Regions from separate parts of the Homo sapiens genome. Here region 2 is linked to region 1. A link is a loop called in an ENCODE intact Hi-C map of the cell type or tissue named here. Cell type or tissue: pancreas. All regions are shown on one strand. Links, peaks and the distances in the headings refer to the core of each region. The heading gives the core; the rest is flanking DNA. Region 1 overlaps TRPM5 (transient receptor potential cation channel subfamily M member 5). Region 2 overlaps KCNQ1 (potassium voltage-gated channel subfamily Q member 1).

The links. Hi-C counts contacts between places; a loop is a spot of excess contacts. Peaks named below come from ENCODE experiments on the same cell type or tissue, not always from the same donor. Only the 100,000 strongest peaks of a DNase experiment are listed, where the experiment ranks them.
Region 2: a loop joins it to region 1, with 2.6 times the contacts of the local background. A loop is called at or near these places in 27 of 110 quality-filtered maps.

Annotation. Positions count from the first base shown.
Region 1 is chr11:2,425,674-2,436,220 of GRCh38, reverse strand. TRPM5 (transient receptor potential cation channel subfamily M member 5) reads left to right here. Exons shown (of 29, transcript NM_014555.4): 2 at 1,123-1,243; 3 at 2,876-4,033; 4 at 8,468-8,696. Among named protein-coding and RNA genes, the nearest start is that of TRPM5, 14 kb to the left of the region's middle. RefSeq lists a silencer at 7,728-8,022. In pancreas, for the core only: a CTCF peak has its summit at 7,837 (motif pointing left); DNase peaks (open chromatin) are centred at 3,300, 3,880 and 7,830.
Region 2 is chr11:2,513,962-2,526,181 of GRCh38, reverse strand. The region is part of intron 1 of KCNQ1 (potassium voltage-gated channel subfamily Q member 1); the gene reads right to left. Among named protein-coding and RNA genes, the nearest start is that of KCNQ1, 75 kb to the right of the region's middle. RefSeq lists enhancers at 5,470-5,969, 5,970-6,471. In pancreas, for the core only: no CTCF peak of the experiment used is centred there; DNase peaks (open chromatin) are centred at 3,331, 5,861, 6,021 and 7,141.

The DNA.
Region 1 (10,547 bases), core at 166-8,165:
CCCAAAGGCTGGCAGGGTTTGGGCAATGGGGCCAGGAGCTGAATGGGTGATCAGTAGGGGAGGAGGAGGTGGGATGACTCAGCCAGCCTGCCGGGATTTATTGGGCACCTACTGAATTCCCAGCCTTGCTGGGTTACGGTGTGGGGGAGGTCAGGGGAGCGGAAGGTGAGGCTCCTGGCCTCGAGGATAGTGACCTCTTCTGGGAGATACGCTGGCTGGGGAGAAACCACGAGAACTGCCTACGCTCTTGGGGTGCTCTGGCCAATCCCCCATGGCTACCTGCTGCCTGTTCCCCAGAGTGTGGGCATCCTGAGACCAGAGACTGACTCGCCATCCTGGAGAGACTAGGCACTGTGGAGAAGTTAGTAAGTGGTGAGTGGGTAACTGGAGAGAGGAGAAAACAGGTGGGTGAAGTGATGGACAGACGGGTAGAGAGATGGACAGATGGATGGATGGGTGGGTGGGTGGACAGATGGACAGTTTGATACATGGATACACAGATTGGTGGATGGATGGATGGATAGATGGACAGATGGACAGATGCACATGGACAGATGGATGAACAGACAGATGGATGCATGGATAGATTGGTGGATGGGTGGATGGATGGATGGATGGATGGATGGATGGATGGATGGACAGACAGATGGACGGATAGATGGATGAATCGACAGACAGACGGGTGGATGGATGGACAGACGAATGGACAGATGGACGGATGGAGGGATGGATTGCCATGGGTGCATGGGTGAATGACAGGTGGGCAGGCTGGTGGAAGGCTGGATGGCTGGGTGGGTGGTGATGGGTGAGGAGGTGCATATGTGCTGGTGGATGTGTGCATGAGTGGGTGGGTGAGTGAGTGGGTGGATAGACCAGCAGATGGGCCGCCCTTCGTCCAGTTATTTGCACAGATGGCAGCCTCTCCATGAATTCTTCCTCGACCCGCCCATTTAAAAATAAAATCTTGCAGCCGCTGGGCCTCCCCTGCTTTATTTTTCTCCATAGCCATCTTAATCATCGATTGATCTTCCTTCTTTCTCACGTATCCCCTTGCTTGTTGTCTGTGTCTCCCCCTGACACAGTGCCTGGCACATAGAAGTCGCTCAATAAATCTCTCCCCAGGCCGGCTGTGGTGGCTCATGCCTGTAATCCAGTGCTGTGGGAGGCCGAGGTGGGAGGATTGCTCAAGTCCAAGTGTTTGAGGCCAGTCTGGGCAGCATAGTGAGACCACATCTCTACAAAAGTAAGTAGATAAATGAATAGCAAAAATCTGTATCCAATGACTGCATGAACTGATGGGTGATCGGATGGTTGAGTTCATGGATGAGTGGCGGTGTGGTGCTTCCCAATGGCTGTCATTTCCAGAACCTCAGAAACGACTTCTCTCCCCTGGATCAGCCAGGCTGTGGTCCTCCTGGCCCAATGCTCACACTTTGAAGCTCCAGCTGCACCTGCAGAGCCTGCCTTCCAGCACCTGCACACCACAGACACACACACACAGTGTCCACACAGACACACAGACACACACACAGTGCAGCTACACATACATGCACTCACAGTTTCCACACAGACACACATGCAGTGTCCACACACACACAGTGCACCTACACACACACACATACACTTTCACATACAGCGTCCACACAGACACAGCGTACCTACACATACACTCACACACACTCATACACAGCATTCTCACAGACACAGCATCCACACACACACACACAGTGCGGCTATACACACATGCACTCACACAGTGTCCACACACACACACACAGCCGGACACACAGTGTCCGCACACAGTGCACCTACACACACACACACTCTCACAAACAGCATCCACACAGACACACACGGTGTACCTACACACATTCACACACACACAGCATTTGCACACACAGTGTCCACACACACACAGTGCAGCCACACACATGCAGTCACACAGTGTCCACACAGACGCACACACAGTGTCCACGCACACACATGCACTCACAGCGTCCACACAGACACACATGGTGCACATACACACACATACACCGTCCACACAGACACATGGTACACCTACACACACAGCCTCCACACACACAGCCACACACAGTGTCTACATACACTCACACACAGCATCCACACAGACACACACAGTGCACCTACACAAACATGCACGCGCACACTGCGTCCACACACACAGCCACACACAGTGTCTACATACACACACACAGCATCCACACAGATCCACACAGACACATACAGTCCACCTACACACACATATACACTCACACACTGTGTCCACACACAGCCACACACAATGTCTACATACACTCATATACAGTGTCACACAGACACACCCACAGGCACACCTGCTGTCCGCACACACAGTGCAGCTACACACACACAACATCCACACAGAAATGCCCACGGTGTCCACACATATGCATGCACACACACACACCATGTGCGCACAGTGACACACACAGGCACACGCTGGTCCTTGCTTCTCGCAATTACCCAGGCCCTGTCCAGGTCTTGGCCCCGGCCCCGCTGGTCCTCAGGACGTTCCAGGCACACTGGCTCAGGCCTTACGCACCCTTCAGTGGAAGGAATTCTCATGATCCCCATTTCCAGACAGGATCTGGAATCACTGAAAGTCCTACTGCAGCCTTGACCACTGGCCCAGTGCCCGCTCCACACACAGCACACTCACACAGGTGCACATATGCCAGATGGACATGCCCTCATGGACAGTGCATGGAGCCCCCTACCCCAGCCACTGGGCCCGGGCAGCGCTCGGCCTCTCCACAGCCAGCATCTGCCCTCAATGGTGGAGTTGGCCGGGCAGCCCTTGCGCACACTAAGAAGGCTACACCTTCCTTTGCAGATCTGCTGTCTGATCGCCAAGCACCCTCTGCGGGGAGCAGGGTAGGGGGACGTCTTCCTGCAGCTGTGGAAGCTCCAGGACAGGACAGCAGGGGAGAGGGCGTGGGCCTTGCCTCATGGCGGCATTGCTATGGGCAGGTCATTTGGCCTCGCTGGCCCCTACGGCCTCTACCTCTGTTCACATCTTGTGATGGGGTCAAGGTTGCCCTCCCAGAGTAGAAGGACAGGCAAAAGGTGATGCTGCAAGGATGGTGCCGAGACAGCAGTGGCACGCTGCAGGCGCTGCCCGGGCCAGGGAACTTAATGGAGTGGGGACGGACGTGCGGCTCCACTGGTTCCCGGACTCCTGGTCTCCACTGCTGGGCACTCAGGATCTGCCCGGAGGCCTTGGACACAGGCACCACTGGCAGAGCTTGCCCATGGCCCTGCTGCCCCACTGCATGGCTTCGGGCTGCCCCCCGAGGGGTCAGACCTGACGCCCCCACCATCAGCTTTCCTGTCTGAGGGGCTCCGGGCTGCTTCCCTCCCACCTGGGGCTAGACTGTGTGTGGTTCAGAGGGAGATGCTGGGTTGGGGGCGCCCACCACACTGGCATGGGGACCCTGGGCCAGCGGGCCCTACTCTGGGTGGTGGTTTCTCCCCTCTAAGACAAAGAAGAAGTGGGTTGCAAATCTTTCTGTAAATAAAATGCCACATGGCACCCAAGGATGTGCCTGGGGGGAGGCTGCCTGTGGTGCAGGTGGGGAGCCAGCCTGCAGCTCCTTCTCTCTCAGCAGAGGCCCGAGGACCCCGGTCAGGGACGGCTCACGCTCTCCTGGACACTGGGGTCAGCTTCTGAGCCTGTGGGCCCAGCCTCGCATGGCAGGGCTTGGCAGGAGAGAGCTGAGCCTCTGCAGTCAGCCATTGGGGTTGCTGGAGATCCAAAGGGGATCTGCTGTCCCAGGGATAGAGGCCCCGTGGGGGCAGGGGCTGGGCCCTGTTGGAGTCCTGCTCTACTGGCGTGGCCTCTCCTCCAAAGGAAGTTCCAACGTAAAGCCTGCCCGGGGCCAACTGTAGCAAAGAAGACAGAGGCCGCTGGAGGAAACCCGCTGTAGAGGGCAGGCAGAGGCTGCTCTGTCGGCAGCTGGGATGTCCCTCATGACAGCACGCATGGACGCAGGTGAGCGCCTGGGCACCTCCTCCCCTGGCAGCAGTGCCCATGGCTAGAGCGGGCAGACAGTGGAGCCCCGGCCCAGTGTCTGCCCTTCCACCCAGGGCGTGAGTGTGGGCCAGGAAGTTGCTCCTTGCAAAAATGCAGCCTCCCCTAGACACCTCCGTCTCTGCCTTGATGGCAGTGCTCACACAGAGACACGCCTGGACACTCACCCATTGATTCACTCATTCATTCATTGACTTTAGAACATGTGGTCTGTACCTGCGTGTTCTGGGCCCCAGGGAGGTGGCAGGGAATGCTCAGGCCATAGTCTCATGCAGGGGACACAGACAAGCAAAAAAGTAAATGAAAGACCTTTCAGAGGGTGAGGCATACTGAAAACTAACACCAGATCACAGGGGAAGAGACCGAGGGAGGCACCCTGTGCTGATGTGGTCTAGGGTGAGGGGGTCTCTGAGGAAGGACATGAGAGCTGAGATCTGAGTGGGAAGAGGGGGCCAGCAGGAGCTCCAAGGAAGAGTGCTCCTGGTAGAGCACCAGAAGCCAAGGTTCCAAGGCTTCTTTGGGTTTTATTGTCAGGGTAATAGGGAGCCATGGAAGGTTGTAGGCAGGGAGGAACATGACCTGGTACTGAACCAGGGGTGGCTGGGGAAGAACTTCTGTAGTCTTTTGGGTGTCCAGGAGATGGAGGTGGAGGGCAGGACCAGGATAGAGGAAGGACTGTGCCTCCCAACCCCATAGGCTTAGAGGATCTGGGGGAACCTCCTCATTATTCACATACCACAGACACTGGCAGAACCTGCTGTAGGGCAACGACACAGGCTAGAGGAGTGGATGTGAGCTTAGGCTGGACTTTCAGGGTCTAGTGGACCCTCCGCCTTGCCCAGGGCCCCCAAGATAGGCCCCTCGCTCTCAGAACTAGGATTTTAGGGTCTCAGGCCTGAGGGCTTGTGGGGTCCCTGGTCTGAGTCCCATTTGCTCAGAGCCAAGTTCTGGGTTTCTGAGCTCAACACCAACCTGCATTTACTGAGGAAGCTGATATCTGCTTCTCCTCTCAGGATGAGGGTTTCAGCCATGCTAGGGGACAAAGGGACATTTACAGAGCAGCCCATAGGTGCCTACTTTGGGAGTACCTGGAGCCTTCCCATCCAGAGCAAAGCTGCTAGCGTTATAACATGGCCTGCTACCATAACCACTATTACCACGACCAGCATCATCCCTGTCATCACTACCATAAACATGACCACCATCATCACTACCACCTCCATCACCACCACCAAAACCACCACCACCAATACCGTCACCATCACCAAAACCACCACCACCAACACCACCTCCATCACCACCACCAAAACCACCACCACCATCAACACCATCACCATCACCGCCACCAAAACCACCACCACCATCAACACCACCATCACCACCACCAAAACCACCACCACCAACACCATCACCATCACCGCCACCAAAACCACCACCAACACCAACACCGCCTCCATCACCACCACCAAAACCACCACCACCATCAACACTGTCACCATCACTGCCACCACCCTCATCACTGCCACCAACATCACCACCACCAAAACCACCACCACCATCAACACCGTCACCATCACCGCCACCACCCTCACCGCTGCCACCAACATCACCACCAGCACTATCATCATCATTACTACCACCATCACCACTACCACTGTAATTACCACAACCAGCCACCACCACCACCACCACCACCACTAGTATCACCACTGTATTAGAACTGCCTGAGACTGAGTAATTTACCGAGGAAAGAGGTTGAGTTGACTCACAGTTCAGTATGGCTGGGGTGGCCTCAGCAAACTTACAATCATGACGGAGATGAAGGGGAAGCAAGTCACCTTCTTCACAGGGCAGCAGGATGGAGTGAGTGCAAGCCAGCACCCACTCCAGGTTCTGCCAGTATCTGAGTGGCAAGAGGGAGCCAGCAGGAGTTCCAAGGAAAAGTGATCCTAGCAGATCACCAGAAGCCAAGGCTCCAAGGCTTCTTTGGGTTTTATTGTCAGGGTAATAGGGAGCCATGGAAGGTTGTAGGCGGGGAGGAACATGACCTGGCACTGAACCAGAGTTGGCTGGGGAAGAACTTCTGCAGTTTTTTTGGGTGTCCAGGAGACAGAGGTGGAGGGAAGGACCAGGATAGATGAAGGACTGTGCCCCCCAACTCCATAGACTTAGAGGCACCTTCTTCACAGGGCAGCAGGATGGAGTGAGGGGAAATGCCAGATGCTTATAAAACCATCAGATCTCATGAGAACTCACTCACTATCATGAGAACAGCATGGAGGAAACCACCCCCATGATCCGATTACCTCCACCTGGTCCCGCCTTTGACACATGGGGATTATGGTGATTACAACTTGGAAGGGAACACAGAGCCAAACCATATCAAGCACCCATGCCATCATCATCATCACCATCATCCTAACTATCACTGCCATCACCACCACCATCACCAACATCTGAACCATCCCCACCACTACATCACCCACACTGATATCACCATCACCATGACCACCATTATCACCACCACAATCACCACCATCTCCAACATTATCACGTTATCAAAAACACCACCATGGCCACCACCAGGATCATTATCACCCCCACCACCATCATGACCATCAGCACCACCATCGTACCACACCATCACCAACACCACCAGTACAATCATCACCATCATCGTCTCCATCACCACCATCACCAACATCACCACAATTATTAACACTATCATCATCACCGCCACAATAAACACCACCATCAACACACCACAACCACGATCATCACCACCACCATCATCATACTCATTGTCATCATCACCCTCATCATCACCACCACCATCAGCAGCAGCACTGCCACAACCACCACCACTATCATCATCACCATCACCATGAACACCAGCATCACCAGTGACTATAGTCACCACCACCATGATCATCACTACCACCATAACAACCAACACCACCATAACCACCACTACCCCATCACCATCACCACAATCATCACCATCACCACCACTGCCACCACTACCAGCTACCACCACCATCATCATTACTACCACCTCCACTATCATCACCACCACCACAACCATCATCACCACCACCAGTACCAACACTATCACCATCACCACCACAATCATTATCACCACCACCATCCCCTCCACTGTCACCATTGTCACTACCACCATGACTACTATCATCATCCCATGATTATTACCACCACCATCACCATCACCAACACCAATACCAACACCAACACCACCAACATCATGACCACCATCACTACCACCACCATGATCAACACTACCACTGCAATAACCACCATCACCACCATTATCCCCACCACAATCATCACCACCACCACCTTCGTCACCCACCACCATCATCATCATCACCACCTTTATCAGCACTAATACCATCAACAACACCACAGTCACTACCACCACCACTGCCATTTGCACCACTATCATCATCATCTTCGTCATCATTCCCACCACCATCACCATCACTATCATCACCACCCTCATCAACGGTAATGCCATCACCACCCCAACTACCCTCATGCCCACCACCATCACCACCACCGCCACCATCATCACAAACACCGCCATCAGCACGGTCCCCATGATCATTGTCACCACCACCATCATGACCATCAATATCATCATCACCACCACCACCACTACTGCCACCATCATCACCACCACCACCATCACCTTCACCCGTTACCACCACTGCCTCAGACTCTGCCCATGGTCCTTTAGCGCCCTCTGGTGGCTGACAGGCCAGACTAGAGAGGCCACCAGGGTCCCAGAGAGCAAGTCCCAGATACTGTCCCCCACCATTCCTGGAGTTTATGGTTTGAGGGGCCCCGAACAGGGGGTCCTTGGAGTCTCTTTGGGAAGGGGCACACAGAGGTATCCCCCAGGCTCTGTTCTCCTCATGTGTTACCTGCAACCTCCCAGAAGCCAGGCTATTAGAGTCCCTGTTTGACACTCCAAGGTACTGAGGCCCAAGTGGCTAAGTAGCTCAACAGCTATGCAGGATCCAATCCCAGGACTGCGGGATTCCAGAGGCACACTCTGTCCCACTGGCACCCTGTCCTGACTCCGGATGCAGGGACAGTCCTCACAGAGCATCCCTGGTGCTGACCGGTGAATGGACATCACTCACAGCTGGCCCACGGCTGTGCAGCCTTTCCAGCACAGATGAGACACCATGGGGGCCGATGCCCCACGGCCTCGCAGGGCCACAGCAGGGAGGAGACAGTCCCTCTGCCTCCCTGTCCTCCACAGGACAGCTGGGCCCAGCACCCCGGCATGAGACGTGTGCTCTTGAGGCAGCTCCTGTTCCTACTTACTGTGGAAACTGAGGTGAAGAGCCCTGTCCCATCACATTTCAGGGTGGATTTCAGCTGCATCGGTCCCGGGCCACCCCGCCAGACATCGCCAAAGGAGGCAACGACAGCAATCTAAGTGGCCTAGAAGCCACGTCCACACAGGGTCTCCTCTCCCAGTCAAATCGGACATGCCCCCAGGGCCTTGGTGCCAATCACACCTGAGGACGGCCAGCCCTTGGTGTCTGGGTGGCTTTGGAGACAGCAGGCCTGTGGGCTCGGCCGTGTGGAGCAGGTGAGGTGGTGCCCTGTGTTGGTTCATGGCCAGCTCCCTAGGGCTGGCATTGGCTGCCCAGGTGCCAGGAGTTGTGGGCGGGGAAGAGGAGGAGGAGAGGCTTGAGAGTTGGGCCCACAGGCACACCCTGCAAGGTAGGCAGACGGCTCCACCCGCGCCTTGGCCAGCAGCCGCGTGTCAGGGTGCTGGGGAGAAGGCAGACAGGTAGGGACCCTCACACCGCTGACAGCCCAGGTGGGGAGAAGGAGCAGGATTGTACCTCCTCCTCCCAGGTGGGAAGGGCAGGTGGGCATGAGAGGAGTGGGGACCAGGACAGTGCGGCTTTGGCCACACCCCTGCCTCTTGCCTCAGTTTCCTTATCTTTAGCAGGGAGGATCCCCGCTTCCCTGGGCTGTGAAGGGCCGGCCCCACTGGGGTGAGGTGGGGCATTCTGGAAGGGGCTGCCCAGTGCTGGAAGAGGGTCTGGGCAGGAGGGCCAGCCCCACGGGCTCTGGATCTGAGACTTCAGGGGCAGTGTCTGGCCAGCAGCCTGCAAAGGCAGGTGCGGCTCAGAAGCTGAGGGCGAAGGGAGTGGGGCAGTGGGAGGGGTCTGGGGTCACCAGGTCACTACTGTGTCCTCTTGCCACCACTTCCCTGAGCCGTGTCCTCCACTGCAGCCCAGGGAGATGGGGCATCCTCATAGGGAGGACACAAGGACACACAGCTGACTTCCAGCCTGCTGCACGCAGGGACCTTTCTGGCACCCTCCCCTTGTGACTGGCCGTTCCCCCAAATCTCACAAATGAGGCAGGCCCAGGGAGGCTGAGGGACCTGCCCAAAGTTACACAGCCTGGTGGGGATGAGCGGGGCTGGGACCCCAGGGCCTGGTCATCCAGCTCTGCCCTGAGCTGGTCTTGGGGAGCCCAGGAAGCCACATTTGGCTCTTGGCTGCGGCTACAGGTGCCCCGCTGCCCTGGGAGCCCCAGCGCCTTCACCGTCTGGGGGGCTGCCTCAGTTTTGCCTCTTGGGAGTTCTGGGGTGGACTTCTGGCCAGGGGTCACGATGGCCCCTGGCTGTCCCGGGCTCCCTGCCCCACCCTGGGATGCACAGGGAGGGGTGCAGAAGACCTGGGCACCTGCTCATGCAAATCCCAGCTGTTTGCATCACCTCCCTCTGGGCCCATTTGCCTGGTGCCTAGCACCTGGCCAAATGCCTCCTTAGTCCCTGGGCTGGCCGGCGGGGGCGGGGGGCACCGAGCCTGGGCATGGGGCAAGGGGTGGTTGCGGCCACCAGGAAGGTGAGGCTGCCCCACGCTGCTACTCGGCTTCCCTGACCTCAGCTGCTGGGTGCCCAGCTCTGTCCCGTCCTCGGGAGGAAGGAGGTGCTGTGGGCCCTGGGAAGGGCCAGAGCTTTGGTTGTGGCTGCTTCCACCTCTGATGGCTGCTGGTCGTCCCGGGGGTCTTGCATAGAGTCAGGGAGGCACTGCCGAGCTCCAGGCTGAAGGGTACTCCCGGATGTCCTATCCCAGAACTTCCAAGAGGCAAAGCTGAGGCTCACTGGAAAGCAATTCAAGGGCCAGGGAGCCCTGTAGGACCCCTCCCAAGGCCCAGGCCCTCCATTAGCTTCCCCACCAGGGACGAAGGGAAGAGAAGAAGGAGTCCCCCATCTATGGCCTAAGAGTCATGGGGAAGGCGAGGATAACAGTGTTGTCCAGCCCAGTCCCGTCCCCCAGGCTGAGGGTCATGGCCAAACCCCAAGCCCCCTACACCCTGTGCTGGGGACACGCCTGGCCATGCATCCCCAGCTGCAGGGCACATGTCCACACGTAGCCAGGATTGACCCCAGCGGGTGACCAGGTGTGGCAGGGCCTGG
Region 2 (12,220 bases), core at 1,869-9,868, 88 kb before region 1:
ACACCACGATGGCCCCAGATCACCCCAGCTCCTCCCGGCCCTTGTTGCCAGTCCTGACTGTGCCCAGCCCGGCCCACCTCAGGGCCCGTGCACCTGCTGCTGCCCAGCCTAAAAGCCCAGCTTGAGGGTCCTGCCAGCGGGCCCTGTCTCATAGGCAGAGGCCAGCTCTGATGTCTGACCCTGGCCCCCACAACACCCCAACTGTGTCCTTTATACTCAAGCATCATCGCTGGGACCAGAGTCTGTTGTCCACCCCCTAGACCATGAGCACCCCAAGAGTGGGGCTGTGGGCTGCAGTCCATGCCCGGGACGCAGCCTGGTGCACAGTAGGTGATCAGCCCCGTGGGACTTCCTTCATTTAATCTCTAAGCCCCAATGCTGCTGCTTCATCCCCACCACCATGACCCTTCCTCTGCTCCCTGAGGTTACTCCCCCACTGGGACATTCGACCCAAAGCACAAGTCTGATCAGCCACGTGGTTCCCAGGAGCACCTGGAAGGCTGGCATGCAGCCCTACCCCTCCTTGGGCCTCAGTCCCCCTGACTCCCGCCTGCCCAAAGCGCTGGCTGCATAAGCTGCCTGGCATTTGCAAACGCGGTGCTTCCAGCCAGGGACGCTCTCTGCACCCCCACCCTCCACACTGCTTTGGCTCTGAGGACTCCTCCTGGCCAGCTTGGACAGGATGTCCAGGCCCTGCCAGGCTCCCTCTGGGTGCTCCTACACTGACCACCCCTGCTCTCATCTGTCTCTGGGACTATAATCCGCACAGCGCTAGCACGCGGTGGATGCAGAGTAATTTGTTCAACAGACACAGCTGGAGCCTCCGGGCCAACCCTGTGGGGAGCCCTCCGTAGGGTGAATCTGTGGATCTCACGGGGACACAAGCAAAGGTTGGTTGGAAGGGTGAGTGCCCATCTGCACTGGGCACCATTCCGGGCACTGGGAATGGGCTCAGACTGGCTCACCTTGCACACAGCATGCTGCCCACTGCCGGAGCAGGGTTCCCTCCAGGTTCTTAGAAGAGTCTTTGTGCCAAGCTGCAGGCCCTGTCCCCACACCCTGCAGCCCCCAGGGCTGGGCTGGGTCTCTGCCCCTTGCTGGTGCAACTGTTGGCTCTCTCCACCCTACCAGGGCTCCCTCCGCCATGACTGCCACACTTAATCCTCCTGGACGTCTGTTTGTTTTGATTTGCAGTGAGCAGGGAAGTGAGATTAGACACAGCCTGGCTCAGCCACGAGGAAGCAGAGCCGGGCTGCCCGGGGCAGAAGATGCCACCTGCCTGCTCCCCAGGCCCACGGCGTGCAGAGAGGGCCAGGGCACCATCTGCACATGGAGATGCAGTGCCCACTGGTGACCCAGGCAGCTCCCCTGCCTCAGTTTCCTTATCAACACAAAGAAGTGGCCCACAGGTGCTTCTTCCCAGGCTGTGGAGGGAAGTGTCACCTGACGTCCAGCAGGGAATCAGCAGCGAGCGTCGACTTCACCCTGAGGCCTTGGATAAGCCGGAAGCTGCCAGTGCTGTCTACTGCAAAGATGTGGCAAAACCCACCACCCACCAGGGGCCCTGGGAAGGATCCACTAAGTTGCTGTCTGTTCAGCAACAGGAAGTGCTCCTGGGGACTGCAGGCCACTGCCCGCTACCCACGCCCCTGCTCACTGACCACTGGCCCAGCCAGTGCTTTGCAGACAGTAACACAGACCCCCACGAGACCCTGCCAGACTGTGACATCACTGCCACACTATCATCAAACACATGCTACAAGTAGGGAAACTGAGGCTCCAAGGGCTTCTGAGGTCACAATTGGGGTAAACTGAGGAGGAGACACAGGACTGCAGCCTGGTTCCCTGACCCGGCATGGCTGGGGTCCCTGGAGGCTGGGCCCTGGGCCCCTTTGACCCTCGGTATGAGACGACTTGCCAGGCTCTGGTCTTGGTGCACGTGAGCAGGGATAGGGCTGCGGTGAGGGTGGCACAGCAGCTTTCCCGTCGCCGAGCCTGGCTTCCATCCTCCCGTCTCTTCCTCCAACTCAGATCCTCCTGCTTCTCTTAGAAGAATCCTCACAATCACAGTGAGGGCTCACCCGGGTAACCCAGGACAACCTCCCCTCTCACGAGCCATCCCTCAGTCACCCTGCAAAGCCCCTTTGGCCACACAACCTAACTTGTTCACAGGACAAGGACACAGACACCTCAGGGGCCACCGTTCAGCCAAGCGACAGCCATGTCTGCGAGTCATGCACCCGAATCCACGCCACTGCCCCAGCCTCTCAGTGACCTGCACGGAAGGCGCTGCACTCCCCCCACTCTCAGATGAGCAAATGGAGGCCTGAGGAGGGAAGGGGGCCATGGGCAGGACCCAGGTCTGCTGACCCTGCAGCCTCCAGGCCCAGGTTGAAAGCTTTAAACTTTCAAAAAAAAAAAAAAAAAAAACTGTAAACTTCCTCCAAGGCAGAGGCGAGCGAACAGAATTACCTGCAGCTCCTCTGCCCTTCACAGGGGCACCGTGATGCAATGTGGAAGCTGAGATAACCCCACTTCACAGCTGCCCTTCTAAAAGACCACAGGCGACGCTGCCTTCTGCATCTGCCATCACGGCTTTTCGATTCTCGTGCTGTTTGGGTGACAGCCGTCCATCACAGTGGCAGTTGGTGACCTCGGCCACAGCATAGAAAGCAGTGGTGGGGCCGGGCGCGGCGGCTCACACCTGCAATCCCAGCACTTTGGGAGGCCGAGGCGGGAGGATTGCCTGAGGACAGGAGTTCGAGACCAGTCTGGCCAACATGGTGAAACCCCGTCTCTACTAAAAATATGAAAAAATTAACTGGGCGTGGGTGGTGGTGTGCTCCTGTAATCCCAGCCACTCAGGAGATTGAGGCAGGGGGATTGCTTGAACCAGGGAGGTGGAGGTTGCAGTGAGCCGAGATCGCGCCACTGCACTCCAGCCTGGGTGACAGAGCAAGACTCCACCACAAAAAAAAAAAAATTAAATTAAATTAAAAAAGAAAGCAGTGATGGATGCTGGTTAGCACCATGTGCAGGGTGGGCACTCACAGGCCGCAGGTGAGGGCTTGAAAACTTGGTGACTGGCTGCAAATACCACGCGCCTGGGCTTCATGGCGCGGATTCCAGCTGCAGGGGCCTCTCCTGCCCATGTCCTGTGCTCAGGAGACACAGCTGGCTCAGATATGTGGAGTTACTGCAGCAGGAAGATTCTTGACTGGGCGTTGCGGGAGAATACAGGATGTGGCCAGGGAAGACTGCACATGGGTGGTCCTGGACCAGCCCCCACAGAGTGTGCACCCAAGTGGGCGTCCACCCCAACTACCTGGGCAGAGGTGCCTGGGAAAGTCCCGTGCAGTGGAATCGCGGCTGAGGCAGAAGACAGGGCTCCAGGCCCGGGGGTTGGGAGCCAGCAGGGGCTGAGGAACGTTCCCCCGCAGGCCAGGCAGATGGTGGGGACAGGTGCCCATGGGCCAGGCTGGCTGTCAGCCTTGCCATATTCTGAAGGCTAAATGATTCTTCCGATATTTTGATATACCGTGCTAGCCTCAGAAGGAATTATATGACAAAGCTTACTTTTATCTACTCCAGATAAAAAGAGTTTTATCTTATTTACCGCTTTATCTATTCTTGTCTCGGGCGGAGCTGGGAACCTCACAGGTGCCGAGCTGGGGTCCCTGCCCTTGAGGCACTCAGGGCCTGGGGTGCCTGTGTCCCCTCCTGCCTCTGCAGGGCCACCTACCACCCCCTCTGCCTCAGCTCCAAGGCCAGGCAGTCACAGCCCCCCACTCTGCAGAGCCGGGAAACTAAGGCCCTGGGAGAGGACGAATCCTATGCGTGTTTTGGACTCGGAGTGGGAAGCAGGACAGGCTAGCGAAGGGGTGGGGGAGAGAAGACACCGACCCCCCCCCAGCTCATGTGGTCCCCTGAATGCTGTCCCACCCGAGCTCCCAAGAGGGCGTGGTCATGCGGGGGGCGGGGAGCTGCATGAGCGGGGAGCCCACCGCACCCCAGAAAACAACCTCCTACTTGTTCCCCTTGACAGCAAATAGGCCTCAGGAGCAGTGACGGCGAGTACCAGCCCCGAAGGCACCCGGTGAATTATCCGACATCATTTCAACATCTCAGCCCCGGGTGCCCGGGAACACAGGAGAATGCAGGAACCCTGCCAGGGTCATAGCCCGAGACGCTGTGGGAGGGCTCCCCCGGGGTGCAGGCAGCGGGCCTGGGTGGGCTCCACGGCTCAGATGGCCTGGGGCTAACGCGAGCTGAAGGCTGGAGACTCCATGACCTGCCCTGCCGCACACACTAGGGCCCCTGAGTGGTGCTCCTAAATGGGCCTGGTTGATCCAGGTGACCCGCCAAGCAAATCCAGTCCGGGTGGGGGCTGTGCCGGGACTCTGGCCTTCCATGCCCACTCGGGGACAGGCCCCACACACAGTGAGTGACAGCCTCTTTAGCCCATGGGGGGCGTTTTGTAACCCTGAGATGTTTCCCAATAAAGTTGAGGAACCTTAAAGAGAGCCACCTACTTCACGTGCAAAGACACGTGGGCAGCTCAAGGGGTGCCCTTAGAACTCCAGCTGGAAGCCACTGCACCATGGAACTCACCCAGGGTCGAAGCTGAAACCCCGGGGCGTGTAACCACTGGAGCGTTTCACAGAACTTTGCACTCTCGTGACCGTATGCTTAATTTCTTGAATCTGTAAACATTAAAAATTACGTTAATACTTGAAGAGTTTTGTCAGTCTGAAAGCATCATGCATGGAAGGACATGAGCAGAGAGGCACCTTGAGGACACCGGATAACACACAGTGCCAGTCACAGAAGCGCAAAGGCCCAGAGCAGCGAAATCCACCGTCGCAGGGAAGCGGACAGCGGGGCCGAGGGAGAGGGGATCTGTGGACATGGGGAGGACGGATCCACGGTTGCGGAGAGCAGGATGGCGGGGCCGGGGAGAGGGAGTGGGATTTCATGGGTGCAGAATTTCAGTTTGGGAGAGAAGTTTTGGGGTGGATGGTGGTGACGGTTGCACAACCATGTAAATGTACCTATTGCCACTGGGCCGTGACCTGACACAGAGTTAAGACGGTAAATTGTGTGTTATGTGTATTTTATCACAATAAAAAAAAAACTTTTTTTAAAGCAAACAACATTCATAGAGCAAGCATCAGAGGGTTCAAAATGTTCCCCGTGGCTGGTGAATGAGATCGAGCAATGTTCAAAGACCCCTACTGGGGACGGGACCTCGCCAGGCTGATAAGCAGACAATGGGTTTGTGAAGCGAACCTAAAGCCGAAGGCAGGATAGGGCCTTGAATGTGTAACTTCAAGAGATTAAATATTGACGCTTAAACCCCAAACCACTTCTAGGGGCTTAAAAAAAAAAGTCATCCTGGGAGACTCCAAATGCCTCCAAATCCCATGTGCCCCAGGAAGGAAACACTGGGCGCTGGAGAGGACAGGCTTCCCCTGCTCACTCACTGGTCACCAGCAGGTCTCCCTCCATCCCTGATGTGGCTGCCGGCTCCAGGGCTGCTGAGCTCAGAGCCCTGGGATGTGGACGCCCAGGGGCAGAGGTCTCACAGCCTGCCAGGGCTGTTCCCCAGGGCTGAATCTGCACCTCAGAAAAAGCTACCAGCTGGTCACCCCCCTCACCAGTGGCTGTCACCCCCCTCACCAGTGGCTGTCAGCAGGCAGCCTCAGCAGGGTTTGGAGGTCGCCAAGGTCCCCACAGGTTCACCTGCTTCCTGGCTCTGCATGGATGGAGCCTGGGCCAGGCATCTCCCGACCCCTCCCAAAGGGGTGAGCCCTGGCCCACACCGAGGGCCCCACGCTGGGCTGGACACTAGGCACAGGTTCCCCGCTCTGAACCCCATGTGGAAGGTGTCACATCATGGAAGTCCTGGTGAGGAGACAGAAGCCCTGGTGAGGCACGTCTGGTCCCAGGCTGCCCCCCAGAAGCCCCCTGGATTGGGGTTCAGGAGGCACTACCAATCGATGGGGACACTGAGGCTCAGACACAGCATGGGACGTGCCCAGACTGGCCGACTCCAGGGGCCCCAGCGCCACCACTTGGTGCCATGGTCCTGAGGCAGGAATGCCACATCAGGCCATACGTCATCCTGGGGGGTGGGGGCGACAGGGCCCTTTTCAGCCTTCCAGCCTCTGCGGGCTCCCGCGTCCTGGGTGGGTGGCGGCATCACTCCCGTGCTGTGCAGCATGTGGCCGGATCCTCCTTTGTTGAATCTGTCCTGTCTTTTAGGAGGACACGTGTCACTGGACTTGGGCCCCCTGGATAATGCAATCACGCCTCTCGGGACCCTCAGCCTCAGCTGCAAAGGGGTGTTTTCTATGTCAGGTCACATTTGCAGCTTCCAGGGATGGAAACCAATGTTGTGGGGGGGGGCCAACACCTGCTGTACTATGTAAGTATTTAATACATTACTTATGATCACTATTGGTAGATTTTGAATTCTTAAACAACAGAATTAGGTATTGGTCAAAAACATATATTAGTTGTTGTTGTTTTTTGGTTTTTTGTTTTGTTTTGTTTTGTTTTTGAGACAGAGTCTTGTTCTGTCACCCAGGCTGGAGGACAGTGGTATGATCCTGGCTCACTGCAGCCTCGATTTCCTGGGCTCAAGCGATCCTCCCAACTCAGTCTCCCAAAGTGCTGGGATTACAGGCGTAAGCCACCATGCCCGGCCTCATGTCTTAATTTTTAAAACATAATTAAAAATGTACTCAAAGCTCAGAGTTTCCTTTTCATCCTCTCACCTCCAGATCCTTAATGGAATTGCATCTGAAAAAATTCTTTTAAAAAGAGGGTCACGTCCACGCCCACTGGTGTCAGCACAGGGACGCCTCTCTCACCATTCAGCCCACAGGGCATCACCCGAACCCTGTCATGTTGGAGAGAAGGGAGCTGGGGGTGGTGATTCCCGGCACAGGCGGGACATGGCTGGCCCATCTGCAGCAGGCAGCTGCCACGTCGGGAGTAGGTCCATGAGGCTCCCTAGCACCCCAGCCCTTCAGGGACCGCCACTTCTCACCAGAACGGCAACAGCTGCCCCCCAACCATTGCCCCTCAGGCCCCCACACAGCACCCTGTCTGCCATTGTCCACACTGCCCAGCTGGTTGGCAGGGCCTTGGAAGCCCCTCCCCTGGCAGCCACAACAGGGCACAAACCACAGAAGGAGCGTGGATGTGATCCCACACCCGCTTCACAGACCCACAGCCTGGTCCTCCCCGTCCAGCTCCGGGTGAATGGACGCCTCCCCACCAGACTGGGCCTCCTTGGCCCAGGGCTCCCGTGGCCACCCCATGCCTCACGCTGTCTTATACTCTTTACCTGTGGCTTGTTCCGCGGCAGCTGAGTCTCATTTCTTTAAAAAGTTCTTGAAAGCCATGGGATCCCAGCCCAAGGGACACAACAATGGGTGACTTGGTGTGGCCGGTGGGTAAGATTTCTGCCCTCATTGTCTCCCGAAGCCCCAAGTGTGCTGTCCCCGTTAGACAGAGCCGCCAGCCCGCCTATCCAGGAGCCATCTGGAGATTAAACCTGTGTCCCACAGCAGGACCAAGGCTGTCCCCAGCCTCTTGGGGTTTCAGCTGACACTTTTTCCAACACAGATCTGGACTGGGAACCCCAAGAAACAGGTCCCTTCCTGCCAGCTTTCGGCTGGGTCCACACAGAACTCCTGTGCCTGCAGCACCTCCCCAGAGGCTGGTCCCCCTGCCGGGGCCACCAGGCCTGCACCCCAACTGCAGCCCACTCCCCTGGTCCCCCCGCCTCTGTCTCTCCTGTCCCAAGGCAGCGTCTACCCTCCCATGTTACAAGACCCCCCACATGAAGCCTGGACCCCAAACCCTCCTTCTGCGGAGGCCCTGGCCTGGGCTTCCCTGCCAGGCTCTCAGGAGGCCTCCGGCTCTGGCTTGCACCAGTTCATGGACCGCCAGGCAGCCACTGCCACCACTGCCTCCCCGACCAGAGCAGGGGCTCCCCAGGCAGGGGCCCACCAGCTGCATTCCCTCCCTCCGAAGGCCCAGTGCCAGGCGTGGGATGCACGTTTGTGAAGTGTTTGCTGAATGACTGATGGTGTGAATGAATGTTAGGGTAAACCCTCAAGCTCGGTGAATGAAGTCTCAGTGCCGCCTCCTCCATGCAGGCCTCCGGGTGAATCTGGAAGTGAGTTAGGCTCCTTAGACTCTGTTCTTTTCCTTCCTATCCCACCGCACACCACAGGCTCAGCCTAGCTCGCAAGTGGCCTTTGAGCAGGACGTGGTACTGAGGCAGCGTTCCGCCACCCCTCACCCCCAGGCTGCATGCCAACAGCACAGGTTGACAGATCGCTGGGAGCCTCCTGGGGTGGGCTCTGACGTGAGCTGCGGGCGCAGGCATGGCCCCCCCAGCAGGCAGGTGTGAGCGGGCAGGACGTGCAGGCATATGCTCCCAGGGCCATGGTCCCACTGGCCAAACCGGTCCCTCTTCCCTGAAGAAGCGTCTTAGGGGCTGCCCCAGAAGACCAAGTCAGGACAGGTGCAGGAGGTGGGGATCCTGCCAGGGGGAAACCCTGCCATCCCACCTGGTTGCCACGCCACATGCCTGGATGTCCTGGGACAAGGTCCTGCCTTTACTTCCATTCTGCCTGAGTCCTGCCAGACAGAGAGGTGAGGCGCCACAGGCCAGACAGTGACGCAGCGGGGACTCAACACGCGTGGGGCCCTGGGGAACGCGCCCCAAATCCAACCCGTCCCAGGGCTTCTCAGCCCTGAGCCCCCTTCGGTGCAGACAGAATGCCATGTCTCCCACCAGAGCCCTCCAGGGTGTCCCAGGAGCTTCCCACCTGGAGGTCCATCAGGTGCATCTCACCCCATCCCCATCGCCAGGAACCTGGATGCCCCCGCACCAAGAGGTGACAGGTGTGCATTCCCTCTTCAACGGCCCTGCAGGGTGGGGACTGATGGGTCCAGCTGCGCACGGGGCTCCTGGACGCTCAGGCCTTGCAGTGGGGATGAGGGCTGGCCCCGCCTGGCACCTACCAAGGGCTCATTCCCATCTCACCCGGACGCCCAGGGCCCTCGACCACACCTCAGTGCGGAGCGTGGAGCCTGGGCCCTGATCCCTCCTTTCCAGGAGCAGCCTGGGGGGTGAACACAGCCGTGCTTGAGGGCCCTGCCATGCCATCCCGAGTGTCACGTCAAAGCCCTTCAGAGGCCCTAGAGGGACAGGTGCTGGGGGACCCTCGGGCAGCCAGGAAGCTTCCCGGTGACACCAGGCAAACTCTGGGGGGTCGTGGCAAGGTGGGGGAGAGATCAGGAGGGGCCAGAACAATGTCCCTCCCCACCAGAAGAGCCCAGTGCAGCCCTGGCACACCTCTGGGCCAGAGAGGAAATGTCCTAGGCGTGGTGGGGCAGGTGGCCTCTGTGGCAATATTCGGCCGGGCATGGCTGTGTCCTAATAAAACTTTATCGACAAAATCAGGTGGTGGCCGTAGCATGAGGATCCCGGCAAAGAGTCCTGCTGAGAACCCAGGGCTCTGGCAGGATGGCATGTGGGTGTCTGCACCTGTGTGTTGGTTTCAGGGGACCCGCTACACAATCAGGAGCACCCAACAGTGGCATGTAAACATCAAGCAAGGGCAACCGAATTGGGAAGGTCCAGCTCCCTGTCCATCTCAAAGGCTTTCTGGGGGCCAATTTTGAGCCCGGAGATTGAGAATTCAAACAGGAACGTGTGCCCCCAGAGCTGGCCGCCACATCCCCTTTAAAAACAGGCTCTATGGTGGCCCCCAAGAATCCCGGTGGGTCAGCGGTCCCAGGCATGAGGGGACGCTGGGACTGAGCCATTTAAAGCCCACCTCCTCCTGTCGCCTCTAAACTTCATGAGAAGCCTGAGAAGTGGACCCATCCTTTGTTCACAGGAGAGGAGGAAGCTCAGAGAGGTTAAGGGACCTGCCTCAAGTCACACAGCATCGAGCGGTTGGCGAGAACTGGACTCCGGGTCTCCCTGACAGCATCACAGGTCCCCACAGCACCTCGAAGCACCCCGAAAACTACAACCCAGAAGTAAGCCTGGAGTGGTGGGCATCCAGGCAGCCTGGCCTTCCACAGGGAGATTCCAGCAGGAGCCCTGGCCTGGGCGTGGGCGGATAGGCCCAGGGGCTCAGTGAGGAGAGCTGTGGGATGCCCGGCCCCTGGGGTCTGGGCTGTCACTGCAGCCATGGCACACATAGAGGTGGTCAGGGCCTCAGCAGAGGACAGGGGTGGCCAGGCTCTGGGGTGCAAGCAGGAAAGGCATGAGCTTCTCCTGGGGCCCGGAGGGTGCAGGTGGCCCGGCAGAGCACAAGCCCCCCAGGGCCGAGGGCTGCTGGGAACGGGGCTCTGTGCTCCCAGGGCCGGCCACACCAAGCCTGGCTCCCTGGGCTGTGATAAGACACCCACAGAGAGTATATTTAGAAGGCGCCGGGAGGACAAACTGAAGTGACCCCATGGATGTGGCCCTATCTGCCCTAGGACACTCGTCTTGTCTCTGTGAGAGGCCTGCCTAGGGTGAGGAGGGGCTGGGCAGACCAGATGCACCTGTGCACCCCCCACCCCAGAAATGGCGAGGCTCTGCCTGGGCGAGGCCTGGTCCCAGCAGCCTTGTCCCCTCACCCCCACTGATGGCGGCTGCGCTGTCCTGGAGCAGAGGGTGGTGGTCTTGCTGGGCAGCAGGGGCCTCGGGGACGGGTGGGAGGGGTGGACAGGCCTCCCCGCCCCTGGGCCAGGGGCTCCGCCCTCCCTCACACAGGGCAGGCGTTAAAGCCTCCAAGAAGTGAATGAAATCATGTCCTTTGCAGCAACACGGATGGATCTGGAGACCATGATCCTAAGTGAACTACCGGAAACAGAAAACCAAACACGGCACGTTCTCACTCATGAGTGGAAGCTAGACAGATGGGATGCTTGGACAGAAAGACGGAGAAAGGTCACTCTGGGACTCCAAAGGGGAGGTGGAGAGGGTGAGAGGGGGAGGGTTGAAAAATTACCTATTGAGTATAACGTCCAATATCCGGCTGATGGGCGCACGAGAAGCCCAAACCCCACCATTACGCACGTAACAGACAAGTATGTGTACTCCTCAAATCTAAAATAAAATAACATAAAAAAACAAGAAAGACTTGAGGAAGCAGGCAGAGCTCCCAGAGCACCTCCACTCGGGAAGGGGGCGAGGTGCGGAAGGACAGCGAAGGCCTCAGGTGCCCTGGAGCTGCCAGGTCAACACGACCCACTGGCGGCTCAGGGTGTGGGTCCTCAGGGTTCATCCCTACTTGGGAAAGTCCCTCCTCACATCTAGCCCAAGTCTCTTTTCGAGACGGAGTCTGGCTCTGTCGCCCAGGCTGGAGTGCAGTGGCGCAATCTCGGCTCACTGCAAGCTCTGCCTCCCGGGTTCATGCCATTCTCCTGCCTCAGCCTCCCGAGTAGCTGGGACTACAGGCGCCCGCCACCACGCCGGGCTAATTTTTTGTATTTTTAGTAGAGATGGGGTTTCACAGTGTTAGCCAGGATGGCCTTGATCTCCTGACCTCGTGATCCCCTTGGCCTCCCAAAGTGCTGGGATTACAGGCGTGAGCCACCGCGCCCATGAGCCACCTCGCCCGGCCAAGTCTTTCTTGCTGTAGCTTGGTCTCCTGTATAGGGAAACCTCCTACCCACTACAGAGAACACTGGGTGTCCCTGGAAATGGAGCTGCTGTGTGGCCTCCTTGAGCCTTGGTTTCCCCACTGGGACATGGGAATGCGTCAAGGGCACCCGGCAACCTGAGCCACATTCATCCTCAGATCAGCCCCAGCCACACCTCAATATTCCAGAGATGGGGCAGCCCCAGGATCTGGGACCACAGGCACCTGGCAAGATGCTGCCGGGCTCTATGACCAGGCTAAGAGTGAGCTGGGAGGCAGCCAGTGTCCTGCACGGAAATGCGCCCCGGCCAGCTCCCTCGGCTCTTCTCACTGCCTCCATGGCCGCCAGCGAGGTAAGGTACGATAATGGCAGGGGAGGGGGGCATCTCCCACTCCGTGGAGGGCCAAGCCAGGAGCTGAGGGCAGCTCAGGTTGGGGAAGCTGACCAGGGCACCAGGAGTGACCTGCACACCCCCCAAATGGAGACAAAGAGTCCCCCAGTGTCACTGTGGGGCCCGGGAGCCACTTGCCTCTCTGAGCAGCTGGGTGAGCCA